Linked DNA regions of Homo sapiens: region 1 is linked to region 2. A link is an interaction called in ENCODE POLR2A ChIA-PET data of the cell type or tissue named here. Cell type or tissue: MCF 10A. All regions are shown on one strand. Each heading gives the region's core, and the rest is flanking DNA. Links, peaks and the distances in the headings are about the cores only. Region 1 holds the start of GOSR2 (golgi SNAP receptor complex member 2). Region 2 overlaps ITGB3 (integrin subunit beta 3).

What was found. ChIA-PET counts read pairs that join two places held together with the same protein. Peaks named below come from ENCODE experiments on the same cell type or tissue, not always from the same donor. Only the 100,000 strongest peaks of a DNase experiment are listed, where the experiment ranks them.
Region 1: POLR2A ChIA-PET joins it to region 2 with 5 read pairs; 1 of 35 experiments calls an interaction of 5 or more read pairs at or near these places.

Annotation. Positions count from the first base shown.
Region 1 is chr17:46,910,501-46,927,625 of GRCh38, reverse strand. GOSR2 (golgi SNAP receptor complex member 2) reads right to left here and starts at 4,466. Exons shown (of 6, transcript NM_004287.5): 1 at 4,405-4,466. The coding sequence starts at 4,433. It overlaps GOSR2-DT (GOSR2 divergent transcript), which reads left to right and starts at 4,755. Exons shown (of 3, transcript NR_186460.1): 1 at 4,755-4,815; 2 at 10,353-10,461; 3 at 10,795-10,869. It overlaps LINC01974 (long intergenic non-protein coding RNA 1974), which reads left to right and starts at 14,825. Exons shown (of 3, transcript NR_184096.1): 1 at 14,825-15,044; 2 at 16,040-16,182. It overlaps LOC112268191 (a long non-coding RNA gene), which reads right to left and starts at 14,799. Exons shown (of 2, transcript XR_002958114.2): 1 at 14,671-14,799; 2 at 12,110-12,514. It also overlaps a transcript of LRRC37A2 not described here and the pseudogene RNU6ATAC3P. RefSeq lists an enhancer at 3,766-4,490. In MCF 10A, for the core only: no CTCF peak of the experiment used is centred there; a DNase peak (open chromatin) is centred at 4,595.
Region 2 is chr17:47,300,854-47,315,303 of GRCh38, reverse strand. ITGB3 (integrin subunit beta 3) reads right to left here. Exons shown (of 15, transcript NM_000212.3): 13 at 12,464-12,583; 14 at 7,667-7,833; 15 at 1,561-5,165. The coding sequence ends at 5,100. It overlaps EFCAB13-DT (EFCAB13 divergent transcript), which reads left to right. Exons shown (of 3, transcript NR_110880.1): 3 at 11,522-11,861. Among named protein-coding and RNA genes, the nearest start is that of EFCAB13-DT, 16 kb to the left of the region's middle. In MCF 10A, for the core only: no CTCF peak of the experiment used is centred there; DNase peaks (open chromatin) are centred at 8,153 and 9,663.

The sequences.
Region 1 (17,125 bases), core at 3,518-8,517, 390 kb after region 2:
ATAAATGCCAACAGCTCCGGTTTGTTACCCGTACAGAAAAAGGCCACCTCAGGTAACACATAAAAATAAACTCAAGCTCACTTAAAACCCAAATGGAAAAAGCAGAGCAGCTTTCAAACTTTCTGAAGAAAATACAGGTGTGCATAAATGACCTCGGGTTACAGAAGATTTCTTAAATAAGACAAAATCCAAAAACTACCCACCCCCACAAAACCCACAAACCACAAAGAAAAAGATGGATACATCTGACAACATGAAAACAAAAAACTTCTGTACACCAAAGCCACAAAATAAACAAATGAATGGCACAGACTGGAGGGTATCTGCAGCAGATAACAAAGGATTGACGTGCAGAAAATATATAAAGAATTGTTACAAATCAATACAAAAAGTCAAACAAGGCATTTTTTTTAAATGAAAAAAGGGCAAATGACAGAAAAGAAAACCCAAATGGTCAATCAATATACAAAATGACACTCAACTAGGAAAACACAAATGAAAAGCAATGAGATCACATTTCTTCAGCCCATCAAACTGACAAATATTTTAAAGTTTGGGGACATATGCATTAATAAGGAAACAGGGAAACTAGAACTCTCATACCCAGCTGGTAGGATTATAAATTGGTAAAACACTTTAAATGCTTTCTGACAATAACTAGTAGAATAAAGCATGTGTCCATGCTATGACCCAGCAGTTTGAGGAATGTGTCCTAGAGAGGTTCTGGCATACCCTGAGGAGATGTACATGGCAGGACGTTCATCAAAGCACTTTTGTACAGGCCCATAATCCACTGACTTTTCCCATCAAATCTCTATTTGCTTTGAACCAATCAGAGACAATGTGGCCAATAATACAATTCCAGCGGCTACATTTCATGCTAAGAAAACATAAATATGAAACAACAAAGCAAGTATGAATGGCAAGGTGGGAACTACTAATATGCCAAGTGCAAAATCTGTCTCAAACTGAACTGGGAATTCTAACACAACATAACACACTGGAAGTCCATAAGAAACAGGTGATACACAAGCATGACTTGGGAGCGTGGACATGAGGAAAAAGAAGTCTTAGCCCTCTCTAGCATGGGGTCCATGGTGGGCTTGGGTGATAATATAACAAAGCAGAGAAATAGTAGCAAATAAGCCAGGGTCATTGTAGCCGTCTTTAAAAAAGGTTTACAGAAGATCTAGGAAGAATTTTTTAATGGAAGTGCTTTTTAAAAGTTCATGAAACTACTCACCGCCCCCCACCACCCCATAACATCCACTTTGCATCCAGGCTGCCTCTGACCATGATGAACATGAAAACGCTGTGTAACCTACACAGCATCATGTAAGTTTGTTGTTAACTTTACTTAAAAGTAGTGGCAACAATCTGGTCATTTTCATTTCACTCACTTTGCCTTTACATTTCGCTCATTAAAGGGCAAAATCTATAAAGGAAAAACATGGTCTTGAGATAAGGTAATAGTTCTTAAGCTCCGCTGTTCAGGAAAAAAAATGGTCTTGAGATAAGGTAACAGTTCTTAAGCCTACCTGCTCATCAAAACCACCTAGGGAGCTTGTTAAATGTAGTGCTTCTTGTGTCCTGGACATACGATAAGGTCCAGGACAGGAGACTGATCTTGGACTACATAGGGGACAAATGTGGTCACCTTTACAACCATTGGGATCTCAAAAATAGAAGCCTGGCTATTAGCTCCTCTATAAAGTTCATCTAAATTAAACATTTAAGTGTAAAATGTTTATTGTTTTCATTCATTCATTATTTTCATTCATTCATTGTTCAGGTAGGTTCAGGAGTTTTCAAGTAACTTTAATATGTCAATCTAATTCCAATGTACTCAATGTATTCAGTGACACGGCAAGAGATAATCACAAACTGGGTTCAAAGTTCCAGTAAAATTAATAAGTTCAGCTACTGTTGTGTCAACTCAGCTACAATCACTAATTTCTGCAGTTGCGAAAGTTCATTGCTGGTGCTCACTGGACTCCACGTGTTTCTTGTGAAAGTCATTCAGTCATCAGTTCTGTTATCATGGAACTGAAAGGAGCCTTACAGTTTAACCAGCCCAAATTATAATATCATTCTACAGATGAGGAAAAATAAAGTAAGGAGGTCTAGAACCAGAACTCCCACTCCTGGTTCAGCACTGGAGAGGAAAGATAGACAAGATACTGCAGCATAAAAGAAGGTAAACTCCTCGAGGGCAGGGCTGTGCTGCCAGCACTGAGAATGGTGCACAGCACATAGTAGGTGCTCAATAAATATTCAATGAATTAATGAGTGTCGGGGTAGCAGAGGGCCTAATAGTTGTGGGGCAAAGCTGGCCCACTGCTTGTTTTGATAAATAAAATTGTACTGGAACACAGGTACATCAATTAGTTTACATATTGTCTATGGCTGTTTTCCCAATATAACAGCAGAGTAGTAACTACAGAGACCGTATAGCCCACAGAGCCTAAAATATTTACTATCTGGCCCTTAATAGAAAAAACTGGCAAGCTGCTAGAGTCCAAGGGTGCATTGTTGGAGGCCTACAGAGCATCTACACTCCACACACCTTGTTTGGGGTACCATTTAGAATTCCTCTTCTGAGCCATGCAGTTTTCTCTGTGATTAGCTGCACTGAAAACAGGTAGTCTAAGACTCTCTAAATAAAGTTATTCTTGAATATAAAATGGGTCATGGCCTTCTTGGCAACATCCTTTAACTAAATTAACTAGATAAGACCATACATAACAGATTAACTTCAAGGCACTACTATGCCCATTGTGCCCTGCTATTGTGAAAGATAGGCCCTTTCTTAGTAACATGAACATAATTTCGTTTCATTCTTTCTCTAAATTACTCACAGACTAGTTTTAAGTCCCTTCCTATAACGTTTATGTGAGAATAGGGCTCCCCAGTGTAAAAGAAAATTCTGTCATTACAAAGTAGGTTCTGTATTTTCGCCTGTCCAAATGAAACACCTCATCGCCAAAATAAAAGAAACCCATAAACTTAGAAAATGAAAGAGAAAGAGGATCATCACCCTCTTATTCCTCATGCTTCAGGGCATTTCATTTCCAGGCCTTGGGAGTGTGATTTTAAGTGTTTTAATCAACAAAACTACAGCATAAGTTTGAAAGTTCTCAATAGGATAGGTATATACCTCAAAAAATTGAGAAGAGAAACTAAAACAGATACTTCTACACCAGAGTTCATAGCAGTATTATTCTCAACAGCCCAATGGTGGAAACAACTCAAGTGTCCATCAACAGATGAATGGATAACAAAATGTGGTAGACACATAAAACGGAATATTATTCCGTCATAAAACAGAATGAAATTCTGGTAACAGGCTACAATATAGATGAACCCTGAAAACATTAAGTGAAATAAGCCAGATACAAAAGGACAAATTCTGTATGACTCCACTTATATTAAGTATCTAGAATAGGTAAACTCATAGAGAGAAGTAAAACAGAGGTTACTAGGTGTTCTGGAAGGAAGAAATGAAGTGCTACTGATTAACAGGCACACTGGGATGATGAAAAAGTTCTGGAAATGGATCGTAGTGATGTAAGTTGTGAATGTACTCAATGTCACTGAATTGTACACTTAAAAATTGTTAAAACAGTAAATCTTATGTTGTGTATATTTTACAATAAAAAATAAAAATCATAAAATTCCGTCCCTCCAAAACAGGGTAAAAATCATAATTCTGCCCCCCGCCCCCAAAAATAGGGTAAGTATGGCCCCATTAATACTCAACTACGTATCTCAGCAATTCCGAAAGTGCAGGACGATGCGAATAAAGGACACTACCAAGGAATTTAAGTTATGAGAAACTAAATTACAATTTGATTTTCTTAGCGATAACCTGTAACCAGATACGATTAACAAGTAATAATAGTGAATGCTACGTGGACAGCAATTTCTTTGTACCATAAAAATGTGGTCTTTAGTATAAATCGAATAAGAATACAAATACTTTCCCGTACGTGCCCTGACTCTCCAATTAAACAGTACACTCCTACGGCCAGGGGCCGTGTCTCCTACTCCGTGTCTCCTCTCGAGGTCTACCAACCAGGAGCACCGAGTTGACAAGTGCTGGACAAAGTTTTATAACCTGCAGGTGCCAGTTTCCCGTCACCCAGTCTACCCAGCAGGTAGTCACGAACTTGCAGACCCCAGGAGTCATCTGCCCCACGTCTCCAGGCCCCAGCCTGAACCCACTGTCTGTGGCTGACCTGGGAGTCCCGCCAAGGATTAAGCACTTCGGAGGCATCCCCAGCAGTGCCCTGGCGGAAAAACTCGGCCTCTACCCTGGCTGACGTCCGAGGCCTCAGCCCCAGAAGCCAGGCTCACCTGGCCTCGCCTCGTCTAGCCCCTGCCCGCTCCCCGACCGGCCCTCACTTGTGCGTTTGCTGGAACAGGGGATCCATGTCGCCGGCCCCGCAGGCCACGGCTCCGGCTCTGGCTTCCTCGGAACACGTCCTCACAGCCCCCCTTCCGGTTTCCGGCTTCCGGTCGCAGGACCCTCCCTCCCCTGCCGGCCAGGGCTGCCCGCACGCGCGCCTTACTAGCAGTGGTTGCGAGATCGGAGAAGGGGAAGGAGAAATGAGGCCGGCGACGGAAGGATAAGTGTAGTCACAGGCTCGGCTTCACGTGAAGGGCAAGGCGGTGTACATGTTCGCTGAAGGCTAGCCTCAGGATTCAGTCAGGCGTTAGGAAGGACAATCGCGGGATACTAACGAGAGGTCCTCAGAGCAAAGTTGAAGGCGAGCCGCTATCATCTGCTGTTCTCTGCCGCAGAGAGGACTGGAGGTTCTTGCTTGGCTTCACTTTAAACCATTTAATCGGGGGTCTGGAGATTTCGCTCTTCACTGTTTTTCCTGGCGCAAGCTTTTCCTGTTTCGCATTTGTCTACTCACTCTCCCGCCTATCTACCCCCCATTCCTATTTATCCATCCAGTAAACCTACATTGAATGAGTGGTTATTATGTGTCATGTGTAAAGTAGGGAAAACCGGGTTCCTCCTGCCCTCAAAGAGGTTCTGGTCTGGGAAAGGAAATAAGATATGTATACTCTCAAAAGACAAAATTACAAGAAATGTAGTTATAGATTTTTTTTCTTTATTTTATTATTTTTTATTATTATACTTTAAGTTCTAGGGTACATGTGCACAACGTGCAGGGTTGTTACATATGTATACATGTGCCATGTTGGTGTGCTGCACCCATTAACTCGTCATTTACATTAGGTATATCTCCTAATGCTATCCCTTCCCCCTCTCCCCACCCCACAACAGGCCCCGAAGTGTGATGTCCCCCTTCCTGTGTCCAAGTGTTCTCATCGTTCAGTTCCCACCTATGAGTGAGAACATGTAATGTTTGTTTTTTTGTCCTTGCGATAGTTTGCTGAGAATGTTGGTTTCCAGCTTCATCCGTGTCCCTACAAAGGACATGAACTCATCATTTTTTATGGCTGCATAGTATTCCATGGTGTATATATGCCACATTTTCTTAATCCAGTCTGTCATTGTTGGACATTTGGGTTGGTTCCAGGTCTTTGCTATTGTGAATAGTGCTGCAATAAACATACATGTAAATGTGTCTTTATAGCAGCATGATTTATAATCCTTTGGGTATATACCCAGTAATGGGATGGCTGGGTCAAATGGTATTTCTAGTTCTAGATCCCTGAGAAATCTCCACACTGTCTTCCACAATGGTTGAACCAGTTAACAGTCCCACCAACAGTGTAAAAGTGTTCTTATTTCTCCACATCCTCTCCAGCAGCTGTTGTTTCCTGACTTTTTAATGGTCGCCATTCTAACTGGTGTGAGATGGTATCTCATTGTGGTTTTGATTTGCATTTCTCTGATGGCCAGTGATGATGAGCATTTTTTCATGTGTCTGTTGGCTGCATAAATGTCTTCTTTTGAGAAGTGTCTGTTCATATCCTTCGCCCACTTGTTGATGGGGTTGTTTGTTTTTTTCTTGTAAATTTGTTTGAGTTCATTGTAGATTCTGGATATTAGCTCTTTGTCAGATGAGTAGATTGCAAAAATTTTCTCCCATTCTGTAGGTTGCCTGTTCACTCTGATGGTAGTTTCTTTTGCTGTGCAGAAGCTCTTTAGTTTAATTAGATCCCATTTGTCAATTTTGGCTTTCGTTGTCATTGCTTTTGGTGTTTTAGACATGAAGTCCTTGCCCATGCCTATGTCCTGAATGGTATTGCCTAGGTTTTCTTCTAGGGTTTTTATGGTTTTAGGTCTAACATGTAAGTCTTTAATCCATCTTGAATTGATTTTTGTATAAGGTGTAAGGAAGGGATCCAGTTTCAGCTTTCTACATATGGCTAGCTAGTTTTCCCAGCACCATTTCAAAAACGATGGTTAGATCCCACGAAGTAGGTGGTAATGCCTTAACCGTATGCGTGTTGTCAGGCCCAAGGGCCTCTTCCATCCTTGTCAAAGGGAGTGCTAACCTTCTCTCCTTTAATACAACACAGTTACAGATCTTAACTGGCTATTTGCGATTCTAGCACCAGGCAACACCTTATTCTATAAAATAGAATGAGTATTCTGATGAGCTGAGCAGAGGAGATTATCTTTATAGACAGAAAAGGGCTGAAAAAAAAAAGCAGAAACAAAGAACAAGTTTCAAAGTTATTTTACTTGTATTGGTTAAGGCAGAAGGGACTTCCTTTATCATGGGGATATGGCTATTTTCCCTCTCTTCTGATTTCTCCTAAGGTCAGATGAGCAGCTTAATTTTGGCTTTGTGGCTTGGAACTTTAGCATGAGTGACTCTATTTTGGTTTGGCCTGTTGCGCCTAGTGCAGGAGCTCAGTCCAAACCAATGGCTTTCTATGAATTTTATTTATCAAGACAAACATTCTAGAAGGTAGAAAATCCAAAGAGATTGAGCTGAGCTGGGGGTCGTCTCTAGGAGGAGATTTAGGAGAGACTTAATGAAGGGGTGGCATTTGAGCTGGGACTGGGTTTGGACACTTCTCTGTCTCCACATAGGCTATCCCGTTTCCATCCTCCAAGCTTATCTACTATTCCTCCCAAGGCAGGAGACATTCTTTTCTTGGACAAGTTGATACTTCTCTTTTCCTGGATCCTGGATCCCACCCAGTTTTGTGTCCCAAGAGACTGTCCACCCATGTACATTCTTTTCCTAAAATTATTTTTTTCACTTTTTCTATAATTGAGCATCTACAATGTACCATGCACAGATACTGGAGATAGGAACACAAGCAAGACACAGCCCTAAAACCTCCCATATCTCTCATGGTCTGTTGGGAGAACTAATCATACCCTCAAGCTACATTATTAAGTAGAATACATGCTACAATTGATACAAAGTACCATTTCCGTGGGAAGGGCAAGAACGGTTCATGGACAAAATAGCATATGAATAAGACCTTCAAGAATCAATAGAATTTTAACAGTGTCTTGTATATACTAACCACTCTGAAAATGTTTATTGTGTCTGCCTGGTAGAGATGAAGAGGAGGGCATTTGAGGCTGAGGGAATAGCTTGAGCAAAGGCAAACAGAAGGAAAGAACATGAATCTCCTCTGGCTGGATTCAGGGTGTTTGGGGCAATAATAGTAGTCGAAGAAAGGTTAGAACGAGATCATAGGAATTTTTTTTTCTTTCTTTCTTTCTTTTTTTTGAGATGGAGTCTCGCTCTGTTGCTCAGGCTGGAATGCAATGGTGCAATCTTGGTTCACTGCAACCTCCGCCTCCTGGGTTCAAGCAATTCTCCTGCCTCAGCCTCCCGAGTAGCTAGGATTACAGGCACCCACCACCACGCCCAGCTAATTTTTGTATTTTTAGTAGAGACAGGGTTTCACCATGTTGGTCAGGCTGGTCTCGAACTCCCGACCTCAGATGATCCACCCGCTTTGGCCTCCAAAGTGCTGGGGTTACAGGCGTGAGCCACTGCGCCTGGCCAGGAAATCTTAAATGTCAGATTGGGTTTTTCTTTATAGATTTTTATTCTGCGGGTAGTTGGAAGCTATCAGAAAAATCTATCAGAGGATAGTAATGTAAAAAATTTCTCAAATAATTTTCATGCCTATGTCTTGTTTTCCTTTGGGTCTCATGGCATCCCTGGGAGGTGGATAAGGCAGATAAGGAAATTGAAGTCCAGAAGATCTCCCTTCTGCCTCTCAGTCTCTTAAGTCTTTATACGTATTTAGGCCTTCCTCTAAATAGAAGAAAATGCCACTCTCCAGCTTACTGCATTTTTAACTTATATCCCATTTTTTCTTTTTCTTGTATGGCTAAACCACTTGGATAATTGATATATACTGCTGATATTCTCTTGGCATGACTTACCCTCCAGCCTCTCCTTCATTTTACTAGAACGTTTTCTAGGCTCACCAGAGTCCACTTGACTTAGTCCATTGGTCTCCTTCCATAAATCATCCTACATTATAGATTCATTGAGCTGATAACTGTGTGTCAAGCACAATGCAAGGGCTGATATACAAAGATGAGTAAGACACCACCTTACCATAGAAGCTCTTTAATATACTGGGAGGTAAACATCTATACAGATAATTAGAATCCTATGTGGTGAGTGTGGGGTACAGTAATTGGGAACTGTGGGATGACAAGGAGGGAACACTTAGCCCAGTTTGGTGACTCAAGAGAGATTCAAAGAGGAGATGATACCTAAACTGAATCTTGGAAGATAAGGCCAGTGGGGAAAACATCCCAGGAAGAGGAAACAGCGTACACAAAAGCAAAGATATATGATGTGCAGGGGAAACTACAAGCAGTTTGAAGTTACTAGAACATAATGCACAAAAAGACAAAGGACAAGGCCAGAAAGGTAGCTTGTGGCCAAGTCAGTCTAAGGAGCTTGGACTTCATTCTGTAGGAGGGAGGGAGCTGCAGTCCAATGACCCTTGTGGTTCAGGGGGAGCTATTTCATTAGTACTTCATTGGTGAGTAGTGCTCTGGGAAATTGTATGTGTGTGTGTGTGTGTGTGTGTGTGTGTGTGTGTGTGTGTGTCTGCCTGCTATATCTCTATCAGGTTGGTGCAAAAATAATTGTGGTTTTGCAATTACTTTTAATGGCAAACCATAATTACTTTTGCACCAACCTAATACCTACATACCTACCTATTTATCTATCACGTTGACAGGACTGTATCTAGGTTTTGTGGAGCCCCAAGCAAATGTTTTTGTGGGCCCAGTCTGTATATGCAATTTGATTAAAAACTGTGTTATAGGCCGGGGGCGGCGGTTCACGCCTGTAATCCCAGCACTTAGTGAGGCCAAGGTGGGCGGATCACGAGGTCAAGAGATCAAGACCTTCCTGGCCAACATGGTGAAACCTCTTCTCTACTAAAAATACAAAAACTAGCTGGGCATGGTGGCACGTGCCTGTAGTCCCAGCTACTCGGGAGGCTGAGGCAGGAGAATTGCTTGAACCCGGGAGGCGGAGGTTGCGGTGAGCTGAGATCGCGCCGCTGCACTCTAGCCTGGGCGACAGAGCGAGATTCCGTATCAAAAAACAAACAAACAAACAAAACTGTGTTATAAAATTCATGGACTCGTGAAGAATAGTGATTTAACAACAAAGATTTAGAATAATTAGTAGAGAAAAGTACTTAGATATTTGTTTATTGTCTAATAAGTGCATGTGAATATTCTTTACAGTGTTCAGGCACCATCGCTTTCTGTCTGGGTCCAGGAACTATCTCTTTATGTTATTGTCAAATGTGCTATTTCTCACTAGTTTCTGGCTACATGAGAAAAGGGGAACAACATTGTTATTCAAATACCATGACTCTTCAGAACCTGTTTGTATTGGCCTATGTAGCTTTCTTTGCCCCTCCAGTTCCTAATGCTATTTATTTAAAGCTGGTACTGCAGAGAGTCCCCACTAGGGCAACGCCAAGCGGAAATGTGGGATTGGAGCCACCACATAGTCTGCAGTAGGGCAGTGCCTAGTGAAGCAGCGGGAATGGAGCCATCTCCAAGACCACAAAACTGTAGTCCTACCAGTATGCAACTCCAGCCTGGGAACTGTAGGCAGGAGACTCAATCCATCAGAGCTGCTGCATGGACCGAGCCTAGAAAGGCTGTAGAGGTGGGACTGCCCAAAGCTTTGGGGAACCAGCCTCCCAGCATGTCCAGGAGTGGGACATGAATCAGAGATTATTCTCTAGCTTTAAGACTTAATGTTGTTTTCCCTGTTGGGTTTTGGACTTACTTGGGACCAGTTACCCTTCTTTTCTTGCCTAGTTCTCACTTTTGGAATGGGAATGTCTATCCTATGCCTGTACCACCATTGTAGTTTGGAAAAAGATAACTTGTTTTGATTTCACAGGCTCACAGCTGGAGGAATTTGCCTTGGGATGAATCATGCCTTGAGTCTCACCTATATCTGATTTAGATGAGACTTTGGACTTCAGGCTTTTGAGTTGATGCTGGATTGAGTTAAGACTTTTGGGACTATTGGGATGGAATGAATACATTTTGCAAGTGAGAAGGACATAAATTTGGCTGGGGGGCAGGGGGAGAATTTTATGCTTTGAATGTGTCCCCCCCAAATTCATATGTTGGAAACTTGGCTGCCATTGTGGCAGTACTGAAAGGTGGGGCCTTTGGGAGGCAATTGGGTCACAAGGACAGAGCCTTCATGAATGGATTGATGTTGTTACTACAGGAGTGGACTCCTGATAAAAGGATAAGTTTGGCTGCCATTGTCTGTCTGTTTCATGTACTAACTTCTGCCTTTCACTTTTCCATCATGGGATGAACTTCACCAGATGACGGTGCCATGCTCTTGGACTTACCAACCTCCAGAACTGTGAGCTGAATAAACGTCTTTTCTTTAAACATTACCCAGTGTGTGGTATTCTATTATGGCAGCAGAAAATAGACTAAGACAGCTGGTTGTGTTGATAATGCCATTTATTTAATGCTGGTTACATCATTACTCATGATGCTGCACAATTCTTCACTCTACGTACAAATACTGGCTTCATAACTCAAAGTTTGTTCCTGTGCTTCTTTAGTGATGACACCAATGGCAAGTTTTGCTTAGAGTATGCAGAAAAATGTGAATAAAATTTCGCCGATCAGAGTTTTATATGTATGTTTACAACAATATATCATCCAACCACATCTTCTCTTGAGTTCTTTAGGCCTTAATCACTGAATTCCTAGAAGGTGATTTCTTTCAGTGTTGACTGCACCCCTGCCTTCCACACACTGAAATCAGTTGTCAGGGGAGGGAGTGGATAGGCTCAGGGCCCATGGGTGGAGCAAGAAGAGAAGTTCCATTCATGTAAGGAACATCTGGCCCTCACCTGGAACAGCTTAAAACCAACCCAGTATCTCATGAGATCACTATATTGATCAGAGGCAAGAGAGGACATTGATTGTAAAAGCTGGTTGGCCTTACAGCATAATGGTCTTGAATGGAGAAGATAGGCGTGGCCACTTCTGGAGGATTGCCTGACATGTGTTGCAAAGCCTTGGAGAGGGGTGAACACCTTGTACCAGCTGGAGGTGGGGTACCCCAGCAGTCAGGTTAAAGGATGCATCCACTCTCATTATTGTGTCATGTCAGAGGTGGCACTGTGGTCATAAATGTGGTGAGAGCCAGGGCATTGACCCACACAGGTGGCTCAACCTCAAGGGTTGGTGGTGAACTGTTAGTAGCCCAGAGTTCTGAACTCATATATCCAATGTGAATCACCCCAAATTAGCCAATCAGTACCATTCTAGTGGCCCAGTATTGTTCAATGCCATAAAATAAATACTGTGCTGGTCAGCAGAAGCAATCTACTTGTCAGGTTGCCCTGGACAACCCCATAGGCATGAGCCCTGAACCGCCTCAGGGCATTTGGCCAACCACACAGATCAAGAGGTGGGTCACAGAGTACTCTGAAGAGAAACCAACTGGGATGATCCCAGCCACTGAAGAGAACTTAGAATATTTCAAGAAGAGCACTCAAAAGTGTGGGGTCCCCTGAGAATCTGGCCTGGGGCCTGAGCTAGGGACCCTGCTTGCCTAGGTCTTAGGGCAAATTGTGTAATAAAATAGAGATGATCTCATATTCTTTGCTACTGCTACCATTGAGAGGTGGAGTCTAGTTTTATTCCCTCTAAACCTGCGCTGGTCTTAATGACTTCCTGGACCAACAGAATATGAAAGAAGTGAAATTCTGGGATTTTCAAGGCCAGGTTATAAGAAGCCCTGCAGCTTCCACTCAGCTTCTTGCAGCACTTACTCTGGGAGCCCCAGCCATCATGGAAGAAGCCCAGCAACCTGAGGCCACCATGCTGGAAAGGCCACGTGTAGGGGCTCCCGTTACCATTCCCAGCTGAGTCCAGTCTTCCAGCCATTCCCACCAAGGCATCATACATGTGGGCAAAGCCATATCGTACCCTCTGTGTCTATCTGTCAGCTGAATCCTACTGTGTGACCTCTGTAGACTCCATCTGAAATAGAATTGCCCAGCTGAGCCTCTGGTTGAATTCCTGTCCCACAAAATCAAGAGATATAGTAAAATGGATGAATTTTAAGCCACTGACTTTTGGGCTAGTTTGTTATGCAGCAATAGATAACCAACCTCAAAGAGTTTCTCATGTAGTTGGGATGAGAGGGTACAGGGCTTATGAAAATATAACAGTGCAAGACAGTGTACGAGTGTGTAATGAGTAGTAAGGACAATTAAGTTCTATCAGAATGCAGGAAAGAAAGATCCCTTTGAATTATTATGACAAAGGAAGACTTTCTAGAGTAGATGTGATTTCAGCTGGACCTTGAACTACAAGGATGTATGGAAAGGCAGGCACAGGGCATTCCTGGCAGGCAGTGAGATAAAGTTGGAATGGGTATAGGTAGACCCAGGAGGCAATCTGTGTGGTTTCTCTTGGCTAAGGCAAAGAGTTTCTTTTCTTTCCTTTTTCTTTTCCTTTTTTTTTTTTTTTTTTTTTTTGAGGTGGAGTCTCGCTCTGCCCCACAGGCTGGAGTACAGTGGCATGATCTAAGCTCACTGCAACCTCCGCCTTCCGGGTTCAAGAGATTTTCCTGCCTCAGCCTCCCGAGTAGCTGGGACTACAGGCATGCACCACTACGCCTGGCTAATTTTTTTGTATTTTTAGTAGAGACAGGGTTGCACCATGTTGGTCAGGCTGGTCTCGAACTCCTGACCTCAGGTGATCCACTTGCCTCGGCCTCCCAAAGTGCCGGGATTACAGGCGTGAGCCACTGCGCCCAGCCGAAATAGGATAATTCTATTATCCCTTCTCTTAAACTATTAGTGGCCCCCCTACTCTCCTGGCCTGGTCACTCCCCTTCCCAGCGCACTTTCGGATTATTTTTCCTCCTGGCCGCCCCGCTATTGTGTCCCACCTGTGCCAATGCTCACATGCCACCTTGCACCGTTGGGGCCAGCTGTGACTATGTCCCACTTCCCTTACTAAAATATGAGAGTGCATCGAGATGCCCACATCATTCTTCAGCCACCCCCTGCACTTTCAATCATCCTTTTCAAAGTTCCCCAAAAGATCTTTCTAAAACACAGAGTAGGCTGGGTGCGGTGGCTCACACCTGTAATCCCAGCACTTTGGGAGGCCGAGGCAAGCGGATCACCCAAAGTCAGGAGTTTGCGACCAGTCTAGCCAACATGGTGAAACCCATCTCTACTAAAAATACAAAAATTAGCCGGGCATGGTGGCACATGTCTGTAGTCCCAACTACTCGGGAGGCTGAGGCAGGAGAATCACTTGAACCCAAGAGGCAGAGGCTGCAGTGAGCCGAGATCGTGCCACTGCACTCCAGCATGGGCGACAGAGTGAGACTCTGTCAAAATAAATAAAAATAAAAAAGTAAAAAATGAAACACAGTTGGTGCCTTGCCATGCTAAGCCTTTTGATGGCACCCTGGTGTCTAGAGAACACAGTAATATCCTCATCGTGGCAGACAGAGCCCTCGGTACTGGCCTCATCCTGGTCATTTCCGCCATCCTAACTAGAATAATTGCAGCTCTCCTCACAAGGTCTTTGTGTCTTCTGGCCTTTGTATGCACTGTTCCCTGTGCTTCAAACACCCTTCCCTCTGTCTCAGGCCTAAGCTATTACTGTTCATTCTTCAAGTCCCATTCTGAATTCACCTTCCTTGGGGCATGGCCCCAACCTCTAGGCTGGGCTAGAACCCCTTCCCCATGCTTCCTTAGCACTGGTGCTCCCTCTCAGCACTCGTCACAGGGGTCCCAGTTGTCCATTCACTAGCCCGAGGGTGGAAGATGTGTCTTACATCCCTGCATTTCCTGGTATCCAGCTCAGTGCCCGGTGTGAGGTAGGTGCTTGTGAAACTTCTGTTGCCTGGAAATGGACTCCGTTTCATTAACTTATTCGCCTAAGTATCCTACCTGCTTGGCATTTCAGAAATCTAGAATTATTTGGAAGTCGGCTTTTAGGCGATTAAAAACTGCCCTTAGCGGTGGAGCCATTCTTGCTGGAAGAGCCGTCACCTGGAATCAGTGCAAAGTGCCAAATACAGTGCCTCCCCTTTAGGCACTGGGACAGCCGTGGCTCGTTCTGTGCTCCCATCCGCCTCATGGGAGGCAGGACAGGCATCACCATGCCAGTTTTCTAGACAAGGACACTAAACTTCAGAGAAATTAACTCACCTGCCTAAGCTGGCCAAGCTTGTTGGTGGCAGAAGGGAACTAGGACCAGGCTGCTGTCATAAACCACCCTCCAGGTAGCTGCTGGATCATCTGGCCTTTGTGACCCAAAGAGGGCCGAGTCACACAGATAAACAGGACACCTCTGATGGCTTCCACTCTGGACAGCAACAATGACCCCAGTCACTCCCACCCCAAAGCCAGGGAAACATCATCTTGTCACCTCTGGATTTCTCCTCACCCCCTTGGGTTAAAGCTGAGCAGACAGGGTGGCACTTCTGAATTCAGAGGCTGCAATGAGCTGAGAAAAACAAGCATCTGTGGCCCCCTCCAGGACCCACCAAGTAGAGGGGATGTTGCCCCGGGTGCTGCAGGAGGTGGGAAGGGGACTCCAAGGAAGTTGTCCTCCCTAGAGAGTCCATCAGCAAATTGTCTCATGTAGCCATAACAGCCAGGAGCAAGGCAGGGAAGGAGGGTTTTGTCTAAGGAAAACCAGTGTATTGTAAACAGGATAAAAGGGGCTGGAAAGCCCCACTTATCACTGACTAATATGTCCCCAGGTCATCGGGGAGCTGGACCCCTACCAGCAGCCCTGAGGAGGGAAAGAATTCCCGATTAACCCCATCACCTGTGAGCTGGGCCAGGGCAAAGGTCTGGCTTTTTCTCTTGCTAAATGATTCCCATGGTCATTAGGCATTCGCAGGGCTCAGCAGCATTTCTAGGAAGCCCTCCCAGACTAGAGAAATGCCTTCTGCACCCGCTGCTCTTTGGGGCCATACGGAGCAGGGAGTAGGTGTGCACATCCTTGGGACAGCAGGAGAGGAGGTGTGAGGAAGGCAGAGGTGGCATGAGGCTAGGGGAAGCTGCAGGGGGAGGATGGTGGTCTTCTGGTCAATCGTGGGTGTGGAACAGACTTGTGTGTCACATCAAGCGATGGGGGTTGGCCTAGTGTAGACTTGAGGGGCTGGCTGAGAGATTGGTCACTCTGGGCTCTCACTAATAATGATCTCATTCATTCCTTACGAGCTCCTCATATCCAGGTATCTTAATTTATATTTATTTATTTTATTTATTTTGAGACGGAGTCTCATTCTGTCACCCAGGCTAGAGTGCAGTGGCGTGATCTCGGCTTACTGCAACCTCTGCCTACCAGTTCAAGCGATTCTCCTGCCTCAGCCTCCTGAGTAGCTGGGACTACAGGCGTGTGCCACCATGCCCGGCTAATTTTTATATTTTTAAGTTGAGACGGGGTTTTACCATGTTGGCCAGACTGGTCTTGAACCCCTGACCTCAGGTGATCCACCCACCTTGGCCTCCCAAAGTGCTGAGATTACAGGCGTGAGCCACAGTGCCCAGCTATCTTAATTTGCAGATGAGAAACAACACTGAGACTCAGCCGGGTTACGTAAAACATCCAAAGCTATGCAGCAGGCTGATGGCCAGCTGAGACCTAAATTTAGGCCTCACTGACTCCTACCTTGGGCATGTAAGCACCAGTTGGATCAGATACACCAGGTCAGTATTGAAGTGTGAAGAGTTCTGAGGGATGCTTGGATCATCTGAGTTCTACTCTCCTCTCAATGTACTTCACCCCTCTGGGGAGCCTTCTTTGGTTATCTCTGTCTCCTTTTGGGACCCCATTTTCCTGGACCATTAAGATGTGGGATAGTAGAAAGAGTTCAGTATTTTTAGACACAAAGCCTGAGTCTGATTCTCCAAGCTGGTCCCTTTGGACACATCAATTAATTCCTCTGAAACTCATTTTCTTTATCTTTAATAAGGAAGCAATACTACCCATTCTATGTACTTCACTGAGTTGAAAGAGAATTAAATGAGAAGGGGCATGAAAGGGCTTTCCATTTTGAGTGTTATTGTCACAGTGATTGTCACAGGTGCTCCTGGCCATTTCCCTCTGCACCCACCTTCCTCTCCAAGCATCCTGCCTTCACATTCACCTGCCTTGGCACCGCCATATGCATGTCATGCTCCTGCTCAGGAACCATCAGTGGCTCCCTGCTCCTGCTTCCTTAGCTTGGAATCGTGCCTTCCCCAGACCAACCCACCTCTACCTCCCAAAGTTGGAGCCTCTGCTTCCCTGCACTGCATGAGCTGACCGTGGGCTCAAGTCATGGATCCTATGCTGGGTGCTCTAATACACTGTGTGTTTTCACACCTGTGTGCCTTTGCTGGCTCCCTGAAGTGATTTGTCCCCGCTTCCAAGCTGGCTCAGATCCCAGCTCCTCCTCCAGCAGCCTTCCCGACCACTCAGCCTGTGGCAGCCTTTCCACTCCCTTGCCTTGATTGTTCTTGGCATTCACCTTGCTGGAGTATTGACTTTCCACACATAATCAGTCTCCAGGTTGGATCATATGCTTCTTGAGGACAAAGAGGTGCATATGTCTTTCCATGAATCTGCTCAACTACTCCAAGCTAGACAGGTGATGGCTAAGAGGACATC
Region 2 (14,450 bases), core at 5,162-10,161:
CTGAAAAAAAAAAAAAGGACTTAAAGACAAAGATTATGTTATCAGTGTTCTGTAAGGTACTTCAGTCCCACACTGTTGGTGTTCAATAAATTTTAAACAGCCTTTTGGCTGTAAAGTAAAAAATTCTAAGTATTATTCTAGCATCCTATAGGATGATAATGTTAATAATTAAGATTTTGATCCTATCTCCTGTGAATAAATTCTGTAAGAATATTTCCTTGCTTGTGTCTTAGTACACATAAAAAGTATCCTGTTAGTTTTTCCCCAGGATTCTATTCTTCCAGTTTTTCATGGGAATTTGTGGTCATGAGTGAAAGCAAGATACCCAAGATCATTTAACCTGGAAAATAGGTCAAAGTAGATTTTCATTTTGTGTGGGTGGATATTTCATCTTCTGAGTATGTCAGGCAAGGTTTGCTATTAACTGTATATAGTAACTAAGCTGCCTTACTATAAAGTTCTTTCTAGGCAAGAAGGCTAAATATGTGATTCCTTAAATCAGTTGTTCTTAAACTTGAGCATGAATTAGAATCACCAGGGAGGCTTCTTAAAACAGATCATGGGTCCCCACTCCCAGATTTTCTGATTCAGCAGCTGTGGGGTGGGGCCTGTCAATTTTCATTTCTAACAAGTTTCCAGCTGATATTGATGTTGCTGGTCTTGGGACCACACTTTGACACCCACTGCCTTAAATAAAATTTAGGCATTTAAATGGTCCTGTAAATAATTTGCCATTAAGCTATTATTTTATCCATTTATGCTTCCTACAAACAAAATCTAGGCTACACTGGCAGTCTGTTCTTTTGAGGTTGCACAAGTTCCTAAATAATACCCAATTAAAAAAAAAAAACCGCAAACTCTTAGAACAGTAATAACCTACTCATTTAAAAAATATTAAGTCTAAAGAGGGCCGGGCCTGGTGGCTCACACCTGTAATTCCAGCATTTTGGGAAGCCGAGGCCGGCGGATCAGTTGAGGTCAGGAGTTTGTGACCAGCCTGGCCAACATGGTGAAACCCTGTCTCTACTAAAAATACAAAAATTAGCCGGATGTGATGATGCACACCTGTAATCCCAGCTACTCAGGAGGCTGAGGCAGGAGAATTGCTTGAGCCCCGGAGGCAGATGTTGTAGTGAGCAGGGATCACACCACTGCACTCCAGCCTGGGCAACAGAGAGAGACTCCATCTCAAAAATAAATAAAAATACAAAAATTTGCCAGGTATGGTGGTGGGCGCCTGTAATCCCAGCCACTCGGGAGGCTGAGGCAGGAGAATCTCCTGAGCCCAGGAAGCAGAGGTTGCAATGAGCCGAGATCGCGCTCACTTCACTCCAGCCTGGGCAACAGAGCGAGACTCCATCTCAACAACAACAACAAAAAAATCTAAAGAGAAGCTCTGGATTCTGAAGCTAGCTTCAGTACCCATAGTAGTCATCATTCTGTTACATTTGGAAACATGCTTGTTCTAAAATAATCATTTCTGAGTCAATGACACCTATTCTTTTCATCCAAAGGAAACAGAAATAACAACACAGGAAGCACTGAGCAGCCTTAGGCCAATTCTTTTTGGAAAGTACATTTAATTTACTGTTGCACAAACCCAAACAGAGAAGGTGGTTAGGAAGTGAGGAAGGCACTTAAGAAATTTCAACCACAGCCGGGGGCAGTGGCTCACGCCTGTAATCCCAGCACTTTGGGAGGCCGAGGCGGGAGGATCACGAGGTCAGGAGATCGAGACCTTCCTGGCTAACACCGTGAAACCCCGTCTCTACTAAAAATACAAAAAGAAATTAGCCGGGCGTGGTGGCAGGTGCCTGTAATCCCAGCTACTCGGGAGGCTGAGGCAGGAGAATGGCGTGAACCCGGGAGGCGAAGCTTGCAGTGAGCAGAGATCGTGCCACTGCACTCCAGCCTGGGTGATAGAGCAAGACTCTGTCTCAAAAAAAAAAAAAAAAAGAAAAGAAATTTCAACCAGGAATACTTAACAAAGAAAAAGAGGCCTTTGGACCCCATTAAAATCATGGATGACTGGCCGGGCACAGTGCTTCACACTTGTAATCCCAGCACTGTGGGAGGCCGAGGAAGGTGGATCGCCTAAGGTCAGGAGTTCGAGACCAGCCTGGCCAACATGGTGAAACCCCGTCTCTACTAAAAATACAAAAATTAGCCGGGTGTGGTGGCGGGTGCCTGTAATCCCGGCTACTGGGGAGGCTGAGGCAGGAGAATGGCTTGAACCTGAGAGGCAGAGATTGCAGTGAACTGAGATCTTGCCATTGCATTCCAGCTTGGGCAACAAGAGTGAGGCTTTGTCTCAAATTAAAAAAAAAATCATGGATGACCTGGGAATCTCAGAGAAGTAAAGAACTGACTCCTAATATGGCAACTTGTCAGGAATATTCAAAGTTTTCCGTTATTGTCCACAGATCCTGAGACTGGACATAAATTTTCTCCAAAAGAGCTAGACACAATCCCTTTGTGCCGTGTTATCTGATGCCAGAACACTGTTTAGCTGTTCACCCCACAGGCCAAAACTGCTATTTGCTACCTCATGAATGCAGCTACAGGTTATCCCCACATATTGACAAATAATATTGGTCTTCAAGACCTGTGAACTTCATTCCAGTAGCTCAGACAAGATTCCTGATTTGATTCACCTGTTAAATACATTTTCTTCCCCCTTTGATACAGTTTCTTCATATAAAACATCTTATCTAAAGAAAATGTCCCATTAACACTCTCATGGACTCTGTCTTAGTAACTGAAGATTATAATCACAGGCGTGAGCCACCACACCTGTCTTAGTAGCTGAAGGTTATAATTACAGGCATGAGCTTCCACACCTGTTCCCTGCCACTATTTCTAAGGACTTCTTGGATCCATGACTATCCCTCCCCGCCCCCTATTTATCCCTCTACCATACTGCCATTCCCTACAGTAAGGAGTAATCCATGGGTGAGACAGGGCTCAGTCATTGCCCCATATCTAATTCCAAGGCTTATTCTCAATGTTAACACAATAATACAGAATAGATATTTCAGCTACTTATGGATTCCTCTTCCCTAATATGTGGATGCAAATGTGTGCAAAGTGAAGAAAGAAATAATAACTAAATGAAGCTTAAGTGCTACATCAGGAGAGACGTAACTATTAACAAATGTTGGAAAACGGGTTTGGAGAGAGGATAGAATGAGACTTTCATTGAGAAAGGTGATATGGAATGACATCTGCTCTTGCCAAAGCCAGGTCTCTCAGATCTCCCAACTAAAAACACAAACAGTATCAATATCCCAGAGAATCTTAACCGCACATTTGATGACACAGTAAGTCCCAGCATCTTAGAATGTTGATACTGAAAGAGACCTTCAAGACTGGCTGCTAAAATCCCATCATTTCTCAAACTAGAAAACAGCTTTAAGAAGAAGAAAGTGACTTGCCTTAATTAAAGATTATTTAGCTGTAACACTGAGGCCAGAGCTCCAGTTTTCTGCTCATGGAACAAATGTTGATAAGTCTTTCTTTTTTTCTTGGGCATTTGGGGGTGGCTTTTAATGTTGGATGTATGTCAACACCAATGGAGCCACTGCTTTTCTGGGACAAAAGAACAGTCCCTCTTCCTCAGGAAAGGTCCAATGTGTCCACACATCTATCCCCATAGCCTTCTATCATGAGAGAGCCCCTCACAGATCCAGCCACTGGCCAGTGACTTGCTGTGAATGATGCCAAGTGGGAGTGTCTGTACCCTGCCCAAGTCTGTGTGGTTTCCTATGCTCTCCTTCTTTGCCATCACATAAATTTACAAATATAATGCAAGCATGTTTATATACATGTTCTTTTAAGTTAAGAAAACCTCATCATGAGAAAAATAAAATAAAATTGCACTGTGGCCTCTCAGATTAAAGACTGAGTTAAAATGAGGTTGTCCAACCCATAGAAGAACAGGCCACACGTGCTGATACAACTGACCCATCATTCCATCCTGGCACTTATTCCCAGCCAACTCATGGGAATAATTCCTTCACAAGGCAGCCAAGAGGTAGAAGGTAAATACAATCAGCCCCATGGATGGATACAGCACACCAAGGCACAGGGCCAGGTATGTGGAGGTGCTATGGATGAGGGACAGGAGGCCGGAAGCATAGGGCCAGACCTCTGGCTCTACAATAGCACTCTCTCCCTTTGAGGAAAAGCATTTGGTCATGAGAGACATCCCCAGCTCATAGCAAATGTCTACAGCAGTGAGGGTGTGGAATTAGGAGGTAAAGAGATGGTGCTGGCCTAAGGGTGACACACTTCTTCTAAACAAACCTCCAGAGTAGAGCTGCCAATAAGGCAAATCTGAAGGGTTGTGATTATGAACTGGGAGATGCTGGTACATCCCCCAGGCCATGAATGACCCCTGAGTGGCCCAGACATCCTCACTCCCAACAGGTCAAAGAATTAGCTTGCAAGGACTTCCCTTGCGAGAGAACCATAGCTGGGTTGAGGGGATGGCAAAAGGCACAGGCAGCTCTAATAGTTCAGCTCTCCCTGACTCCTCCTTCGGCCTGAGGGAGGGGAAAGGAGGCAGAGGTACAGATGACCCGGGCTGCCAAGCCCAGCAGTTCCTACCATAGCTGCTGAGAGTCAGGCCTGAGAACCATAAATTTATGAACTCAGGGTAGAGCCAAGGCTTGGTGTCCCTTCCTCTGGAATGAGAGGCCTCAGCCCTGCCCTTCTCTTCAGGGACAATGGCCTGATGAGGAAAGCTGGCTTCTCACTGAGGTAATGAAGAACACCTGCTCAGCTCCATAGTCACCCTCAAGCTAAGCAGGAAGAATCCCTGCAGGAGGCATTCTGGGACAAAGGCTAAGGAGCTCAGCTTATCAGGACACATCACAATTTTAAATTACACACTCCCACACACAACACACACACATAAACACACAGACCCCCACATACACACACACAGACCCACACTTCCACATACTGACATTCTCCCAACCTACCCCACTCTGAGCCCCAAATCCCTCCCCACAAATACTGTCCTCTGTAAACATGATGGCAGGGACTCCTGCAATCGTGGCACAGGCTGATAATGATCTGAGGATGACTGCTTATCATTAAGTGCCCCGGTACGTGATATTGGTGAAGGTAGACGTGGCCTCTTTATACAGTGGGTTGTTGGCCTGTGGAGGAAACAGAATAGCATCTTACAGTGACTTCCTTAAGTCCTTCCCTACCCTGAATGTTTAAAATTCATCTCAGAAGTTTTCCCAAGGCACCGTTCTCTGGAATACATCATCAATGAAACAGAATAATGTTCATTTTGCTCACACTTTAGTTCTTGGCATGGGAATTGATAGGAAATAACAGGAGGAGATGAGGTAGAATGCCATCCTGCCACCGTTTCTTTTTTTTTTTTTTTTTTTCAGACAGGGTCTCATTTTGTTGCCCAGGCTGGAGTGCAGTGGCACAATCTCGGCTTACTGAAACCTCCACCTCCCCTGACTCAAGACATCCTCCCACCTCAGCCTCCCAAGTAGCTGGGACTACAGGCACACACCACCATGTCTGGCTAATTTTTGCATTTTTTTGTAGAGATGGGGTTTCTTCATGTTGCCCAGGCTGGTCTCAAACTCCTGAGCTCAAGCGATCCACCTGCCTCAGCCTCCCAAAGTGCTGGAATTACAGGCATGAGCCACCACACCTGTTCCCTGCCACTATTTCTAAGGAGCTATATTCAGCCTATCACTCTTCAGTGATTCCACAGCATTCGGGGATAGAACCTCTCCTATTTCACCCCTGTGTCCCCGTCTCTTTTGCCCTTCTCCTATTTTCCATTCCCTGTGACAGTGATAGGAGATGTGGACAAGGGACAGAAATGTATCAGGTGCAATTCAGAACACAGAGGAAAGCTTTTGCTCAAATAATTATTAATTTGTTTTCATCTAATCTGGCCAAGCACTAACCATGGCCAGGCATGGTGGTTTATGCCTATAATCCCAGCACTTTTAGGGGCCAAGGTAGGAAGATCACTTGAGCCCAGGAGTTCTAGACCAGCCTGGGTAACAGAGTGAGACCCTGTCTCTACAAGGGAAAAAAATACAAAAATTAGCTGGCTCGGTGATGTGTGCCTGTAGTCCTGGCTACTTGGGAGGGTGAGGTGGGAGGATCACTTGAGCCCAGGAGATGGAGGCTGCATTGAGCCATGATGGCACCACTGCACTCCAGCATGGGTGACAGAGCGAGACCCTGTCTCAAAAAAAGAAGGAAGGAGGGAAGGGAAGGGAAAGAAAAGGAGAGGAGGGGAGGAAGGGAAGGGGAGGGGAGGAAGCGTAAAAGGAAGGGGAGGGGAGGAGAGGGGAGGGGAGGGGAGGGAATGGGAGAGGAGGGGAGAGAAAGAGAAAGCACTATCCACAAACTGTCATGTTATCAGGAAAAAGTAAGACCCTCACTAGGTTTCCCAAACTATTTTCCAACAGAAAGTAACAAATCCTATAATGGTAGCTTCAAGAAACACATTCTTAGCCAGGCGCAGTGGCTCACGCCTGGAATCCTAGCACTTTGGGAGGCCGAGGCGGGTGATCACGAGGTCAGGAGTTCGAGACCAGCCTGGCCAACATGGTGAAACCCCGTCGCTACTAAAAATACAAAAAATAGCTGGGCACAGTGGCTGGCGCCTGTAATCCAGTTACTTGGGAGGCTGAGGCAGGAGAATCACTTGAACCTGAGAGGCCAAGGTTGCAGTGAGCCAAGATCGCTACACTCAAGCCTGGGTGACAGAGCAAGACTCTGTCTCCAAAAAAAAAGAGAAAGAAACACATTCCTGTGGGCCTCATAGGTACAGGATGTTCCACACTGTTCTAACAGAAACATCTCAGTTTCTTGGGACCCTTGAGTATAAAGCTCTGGGGTCAACATCAAATGGGAACAAACTTGCAGCCTAACTCTGGACATTTGGGGAGTCAAATAGCCATTTGGAGGGTCGAGGAAAAAAGTTGAAATGTGAAAGAAGAGCCAAAAGAGAATAGAGTAAGATTAAGTATATAGAAAGTTCTCAGTAAATGCTTATTTAATTGGAATAAATCAGGATAAAAGAGTAGAGTCTGATTTGGAAGTAACCTTTTATTTTATTTTATTATTATTATTATTATTATTATTATTTTTGAGACCGAGTCCTGCTCTGTCACCCAGAGCAGGGTGCAATCTCAGCTCACTACAACCTCTACCTACTGGGTTCAAGCAATCCTCCTGCTTCAGCCTCCCGAATAGCTGGGATTACAGGCATGCACCACCACACCCGGCTAATTTTTATATTATTAATAGAGACGGGGTTTCACCATGTTGCCCAGGCTGGTCTCGAACTCTTGAGCTCAAGTGATCTGCCCACCTTGGCCTCTCAAAGTGCTGGGATTACAGGCACGCGCCACCAGGCCCAGCCTGGAAGTAACCATTTATTTGAGGAGAAAGAAGAGAATGAGATGGAATGACATCCTGCCACTATTTCTAAGAGGCTGAAGGAAGCTGAAGGACAAGGGGATAGTGAGACCATCTCTCCCAGTTTCCAGAACAGAGGATAATGGAAAGACGATGGTACTGGCTGAACATGACCACCCAAAGCATCTGCTGCTTCCACTTAAGAGTCTCAGACCAATGACTTTAGAAAACGCCCAGCCCCGTCTCTTACTGTGTCCCATTTTGCTCTGGCGCGTTCTTCCTCAAATTTAGCGAATTCTTTTCGGTCGTGGATGGTGATGAGGAGTTTCCAGATGAGCAGGGCGGCAAGGCCAATGAGCAGAATGGCCCCCATCACTGAGAGCAGGACCACCAGGATGTCAGGGCCCTTGGGACACTCTGTGAGGAAGAAGCACAGAGCAGGGCGGTTGTGAATGAAGCAGGAGTCACTTGAACTGGCTATGAAAAAGGTGTTCTTGACAAAGTAACTAAGGTCCTTGAAGGAAATAGGACAGTTTTCAAAAATTAATTTTTTTAAGGAGACAATCATTAGGACAGCAATAATCTGCACTGAGTGGCTCAAATCAGAAGTCTAGACCTGGTAACCCCTAGACAGAACCCAGCCACACCTTTGTGTGGGGGTTCACCCAAGTGTTTATTTTAAAAATTAAACACAAAGAAGAGAACACCAGACACTGGGACCTACTTGAGGGTGGAGACGGGGAGGAGGTGGGGATCGAAAAACTACCTATGAGTCACTATGCTTATTACCTGGGTGATGAAATAATAGGTACACCAGACCCCCATGACTCACAGTTTATCTACGGAACAAACCCACACATGTACCCCTAAAGCAAAAATAAAAGTTTTTTAAAAAATTAAAAATAAAAAGCCGAGTGTGGTGGCTCACACCTGTAATCCCAGCACTTTGGGAGGCCAAGGTGGGCAGAGCACCTGAGGTCAGGAGTTTGAGACCAGCCTGGCCAACATGGTGAAACCCCATCTCTACTAAAACTACAAAAATTAGCCTAGCATGGTGGCGAGCACCTGTAATCCCAGCTACTTGGGAGGCTGAAGCACAGAATCACTTGAACCTGGGAGGTAGAGGTTGCAGTGAACCGAGATCACACCATTACACTCCAGCCTGGGTAACAGAGCAAAACTCCATCTCAAAATAAATAAATAAATAAATAAATGAATAAGAAATAAAAAATTGACTTTATTGGCAATATTGAATAATCAGGAGATTCTCCCCCTAAAATTTCATATTAGTCTCTTTAAAAAGAAAATCCAGGCCAGGCCCAGTGGCTCATGCCTATAATGCCAGCACTTGGGAGGCCGAGGCAGGAGGACAGCTTGAGTCCAGAAGTTCAAGACCAGCCTGGGCAACATAGTGAGGCTCTGCCTCTACAAAATTGTCTTTTTTAATTAGCCAGGCATTGTGGCATATGCCTGTAGTCCCAGCTACTCAGGATGCTGAGGTGGGAGGATCGTTTGAGCCTGGGAGGTCAAGGTCATAGTGAGCCATGATCGTGCCACTGCTCTCCAGCCTGGATGACAGAGGGAGAGACTATCTCAAAAGAAAGAAAGAGAGAAATACAGAAAGAGAGAGATTCTTATATTCCTGCAGAGCAGCAGTTAGCTAGAGCTGAGGAGGAGCTGCTCCTTTTAGTTGGAACTCATGTTTTCTAGTTTACCAGAATCCCCACCACTCTCCCTTCTCTCTCCTAGAGGAAGGCAGTGTGACTTGTTGGTGTGTCTGCGCTCCTGTGGATGTTACAGCCAGACTCCCTGGGTTTGAATCCTGACTTATCACTTAACTTTTATACATGATCTTTGGAAAATTACTTAACCTTTCTGAATGTCTGTTTCCTGTTTCTCCATCTTTAAAATGAAGATAGTAATAGCACTGACTTTAAAAGAAACTTGTTATGAGGAATGATTAAATTAAATATATCTTAAAAACTCAGAACAATGCCTGGCACAGAGTAAGTGCTCAGTAAATATCAGCTACCGTTGTAACGGATCTTCTTACACCCAGCTGTTTTCACTAACTTATTTGCTTCCTTAGCCACTGTAAGTATTTGTGTCTGTTATCCTGGTTCAGATATTTACATTCCTGAGGGCTGTGAACCTAATGACATTTTTTGCATTCTTAGAGACCAGGACCTGCCAGCCAAGACAATATTTTGGGTTCTTTCCCAAAATACTTAGTCATCTAAAATCATAACCCTATTGAAAGCTGCCTTCCTGTTCAACCCCAGTCAACAACTAAAACAGAGGCATGTCACCCCTCTGGGGGTCAGGCTGAGTATACTCTGCAGAGCTCTGCTTCCCACAAATGTCAGGTATCTAATAGGTGATCTTATTCCAGTAACCTCAAGTGTTATGAAACCAGGTGTTTATATATGAGGGTGCTAATGAGCCTGGAGAGGAAGTCACACCCACTTTCCACACTGTCTCCCACCTTCTTCGCCAAACATATACCCAATGCTCACCACACACACCACAAAAACAACCACCACCATAACTCAAGCTGGCTATCTCCCAACCCGCCAAATTACAACCTGTCTATAATTAAATGAGTGCCTGGAGAGAGGCTGTGAGGTTCCAGTGTTCAAGTTCCCAAGAGTGAAGGGCCCCAGTTCTGGGAAAAACAATTATGGATTCTCTGGAAGATTTGGGTAGGGCTGACCCTCAATTATCAAAGTAAAATCTCTTTAATTCTGCACATTAGTATGGGCAGGGCAGGTAGGGTGCCAGGAGGTCTTTAGGGGAAAACAATCTGTTAACCATGTGTCCTGAAAGGAGTTTGGGGTGGGTTTCCTGGAAGCAGAAGGCAAGATCAGGTGACCTCTGGAGGGCCCTTCCAGCCACAGCGGTGGACCAATGGCAAATGACCCAAGGTCAGAGAAGTCTGGGTAGGGTTGGCAGATTCAGCAAACAAAAACACAGGATGCTTGGCCAGGTGCAGTGGCTCACACCTGGAATCCCAGCACTTCAGGAGGCCAAGGCAGCCAGATCACTTGAAGTCAGGAGTTCAAGACCAGCCTGGCCAACATGGTGAAACCCTGTCTCTACTAAAAATACAAAAGTTAGTCAGGTGTGGTGGTGGGCGCCTGTAATCCCAGCTACTCAGGAGGCTGAGGCAGGAGAATTGCTTGAACCTGGGAGGCAGAGATTGCAGTGAGCCAAGATCACGCCGCTGTACTCCACCCTGGGCAACAGAGCAAGACTCTGTCTCAAAACAAAAACAAAAACAAAAACAAAAACAAAACAAAAAAAGCAGGAAGCCAAGACAAATCTGAATTTCAGATAAATGATTATTTTTTACTATCATTGTGTACCAAATACTGCATGGGACCTAGTGTATTTTATTTGGTAACCCCATCTGGGAGTGATAAGAGCCCAGCTCAAGAGCCCATTCCATGTGGTTAAATTCCATTTGGCCAATGCCAAAACTTTTGGCAGTGTTGTCTTTACTGCCCTATAGTGGCTTAGCCCTTCAAAGAGAGCATCTGCAAGAGCATGAGTTGGGGAAGAGAAAGAGAATCATCTCCCCCACTGTCTGAGGCCCCAGCTGCAACATTCTACTCAAAGCCAGGAAATGATTGGAGCTGGGAGATGAGCAGGGAGGCGGAGCCTAGAATTCCAGAGCAACAACATAGGAAATGTTGGCCCTGTGTGTTGGCTCACACCTGTAATCCCAACACTTTGCGGGGGGCTGAGGCGGGGGGATCACTTGAGTCCCAGAGTTTTGAGACTAGCCAGGGCAACATAGTGAGACTTCATCTCTACAAAAAAATAAAAATTAAAAAGTAGCCAGGTGTGGTAGTGTACGCCTGTAGTCCCAGGGAGGCTGGGATGGGAGGATTGTGTGAGCCGAAGAGGTTGAGACTGCAGTGAGCCAAGGTCGCACCACTGCACCCCAACCTGGGCAACAAAATGAGACCCTATCTCAAAAAAAAAGATAGGAAACGTGGGTCTATGGATCTGGGGTCTGTTCTCCTAATGTGGGGGAAGGGGTCTACTGGCAGTGAATACTCAAAAATGTTTTCTAATAATTCATCTTAACCTGTTGTTTAAGGAGAACAAAGGCCATGAAGGTGTTAAAGGGAAGCAAGCGATCGACAGCATTGGTTGGTGACAAACCTGTGGCTGGTCTGTGTATGATGGGATGGATTCCTCCTGCTCCCAGAAGGCACTGTACTTTCAGTGTTCAGGGCAGCCTTGCCTTAGTGCCTCAAACCTATCCCTACATCCTGCAGTAAACTTGGAAAGGTAACACCTCTAACCATCAGGCCTTCCTCTGAAGCACAGTCAAGTTGCTCTTGGCAACCATCTCAATTTTAATAGTGCAGATGCCATGTGCTGTAAAGTCCTAAAATTTAAATTCTTTATTTCTTGACATCATTGCCTCAAAAAAATGCGTGATATATTTTGTCCATTAATGAGATCCATATCTATCTTCTTCTCCTTACCTGCTTTCTGATTTTCCTGTCTCCTCAATTAACAAGTCACTTTCTTGATAATATTTGTATTTATAAATGCCCTTCACCCAGATGACGGTCCCTAACTTATCGTTTTTTTTTGTTGTTGTTGTTGTTTGTTTGTTTTTTTGAGACAGAGTCTCACTCTGTTGCCCAAGCTGGAGTGCAGTGGCGCGATCTCAGCTCACTGCAACCTGTGCCTCCCGGGTTCAAGTGAGTCTCCTGCCTCAGCCTCCCAAGGAGCTGGAATTACAGGCATGCACCACCATGCCCGGCTAATGTTTTTGTATTTTTAGTAGAGACAGGGTTTCACCATGTTGGCCAGGCTGGTATTGAACTCCTGACCCCAGACGATCCACCCACCATGGCCTTCCAAACTGCTGGGATTACAGGTGTTAACCACCACACCTGGCCCCTAACTTATCACTTGCAGGCTTAACCTGTTTTGCTTAACAGCTTCGATGAGTAGAGATTCCTGCCTAACATGGTTCTCCCTCTCCCTCCTGGGGCAGGGCCGGGAGCCGTCAGGGTTCACTCACCTGGCTCTTCTACCACATACAGGATGGACTTTCCACTAGAATCTTCATAGTACTGGAATCTGACGACACAGTCATCCTCATTCTTATAGGTACAATTCACTGCATCCTTGCCAGTGTCCTCTGGGAGTAGGGAAAATGGAGGAATAAAAAGTGAGACAACTACTGGAAGATGGGACCACTCCAAACCCCTATCACAGGACTTCCAGGGAAGTATGTGACAGGAAACCCTGTGCCTCATGTGCACGATGCCTAGATTCAAGGTGGCTGTTGTGTCTGGCAGTTGCCACTCACTGACACTCACTGATGTATTTTGTACTGCATAGGCCCTTTTTGGTTCCTAATCCTTCCTCTGAAAGGGACATGATATAACAGTATTACACAATTTAATTCAAATCCTGGCTTCACTACCTACCCGTTGTGTGATCTTGGGTAAGTTACCTGACCTCATCAAGTCTTTCTTCATCTATAAAAAGAAAATGATACCCCCACCTCACAAGGTCGGTGAACTAAACAGCATAAAGTGAACAGTGCCTAACATATAGTAGGTGTACTCTTCCCTCTCTTTCCTTTCTCTGCTTGCTTAGTGATTCTTAATAGTTTGCTTATGCAGCTGTTCTATTTCTTCCATTTCTGTTTCTGATCCAGTATACCTCCCCAGAGCTATCCTCTCTTCTCTGACTCCCACCGTGTTTTGTAGACTTCATCTCTTCTAATTCTAAAGTTTGTTATTCTGCAAAGATACTAGGGGTTACCCTCCACTAGCTGCACTGTGCCCCATACTGATGAAACCAGATGAGTAAAACTGACACATGATGAAATTAAGCAAATGTACCCAGGTCACACAGCAAATGAGTGATGAAGCAGAACAAGAACAGGAGTCTCAAAGCACATCTTGCAGACTTGAACTCAACAACCCTTCAGAAAACCAGTGGTATTATAATACAGGGAAAAGAGTACGGATTTCAGGACCTAGTTCTTATCTTAATTTGCCATTCCCTTGCTTGGGCCAGTTACTTAACTTTCCTGAGACTCAAAATGAAGATGAGAATAGTACTGTAGTTCTACTTCACTAGGCTATTGACAGAAAAATAAGATAATGTATATGAAAGATACTTTATAACTTTTACAAGCTATAAAATTCCCTATAAATAAGCATTTATTTTAATATGCTTATTTCCACACTCTTTTCCCTGTACTATAATACCACAGGTAGAGGGGAGGTGGAGGTACAGAACTGCTTATCAATTAGCCTGTAATACCCACCTAGTGTAGATGGTAAAAATAATATCTCAGCAGCCTCTCCTCTCTGAACTAATCATAGCAAGCCTAATCTCCTCCAGAGGAAAAACTGTTTCTTCAAACTCAATCCCCAAATCGCTAACCTCACCCCAGCCCTACTTCTGATATTAGCCAAAAGGCCCAGAGAGCTGACTCTTTTCTATAACACGCCCACCAGGAAGCTGACTGGCTGGCTGTGTCTTACTGTGGCTCTCTCTGAAATGTGTTTCTGCCTTCATGGGAGATTGCTATCTATGGAGAGATTGCCATCTCTCTAGTACTAGAGTACCATCTCAATGCCTCGCTGGCCCACATAACTATATCAGATGTGATGACAGCAGCAAAGATCATCTCCTTTTAAGTTAAGATGAAGGACAGAGAATACTTCAAGAATAATTGCAGGCAAGATTTTTTTTCTCCCTATTGTTTGTATTTCTGTCTGTCTTATTTCAAAAGGGGCCCCAGAGAGGCAGAAGGACTTCAGATAAAGCTTTTGGTTGCCTATCCATAAGGTTGAAGGTTTCCCTCCAAACTGCAAAGCTTTAAGCAAAATCTTGGGCACTGCATAACACTTTTAGTTAAGTAAACTTGGTAAACGCTTACTAGCCTACTGAGCTAAGATGATGACTATCACAGGCAACCACTTCCCAGCTCTGTGCCTCAGTTTTTTCATCTGTAAAATGGGATACATTCTCTTCCCTTCCTTAGG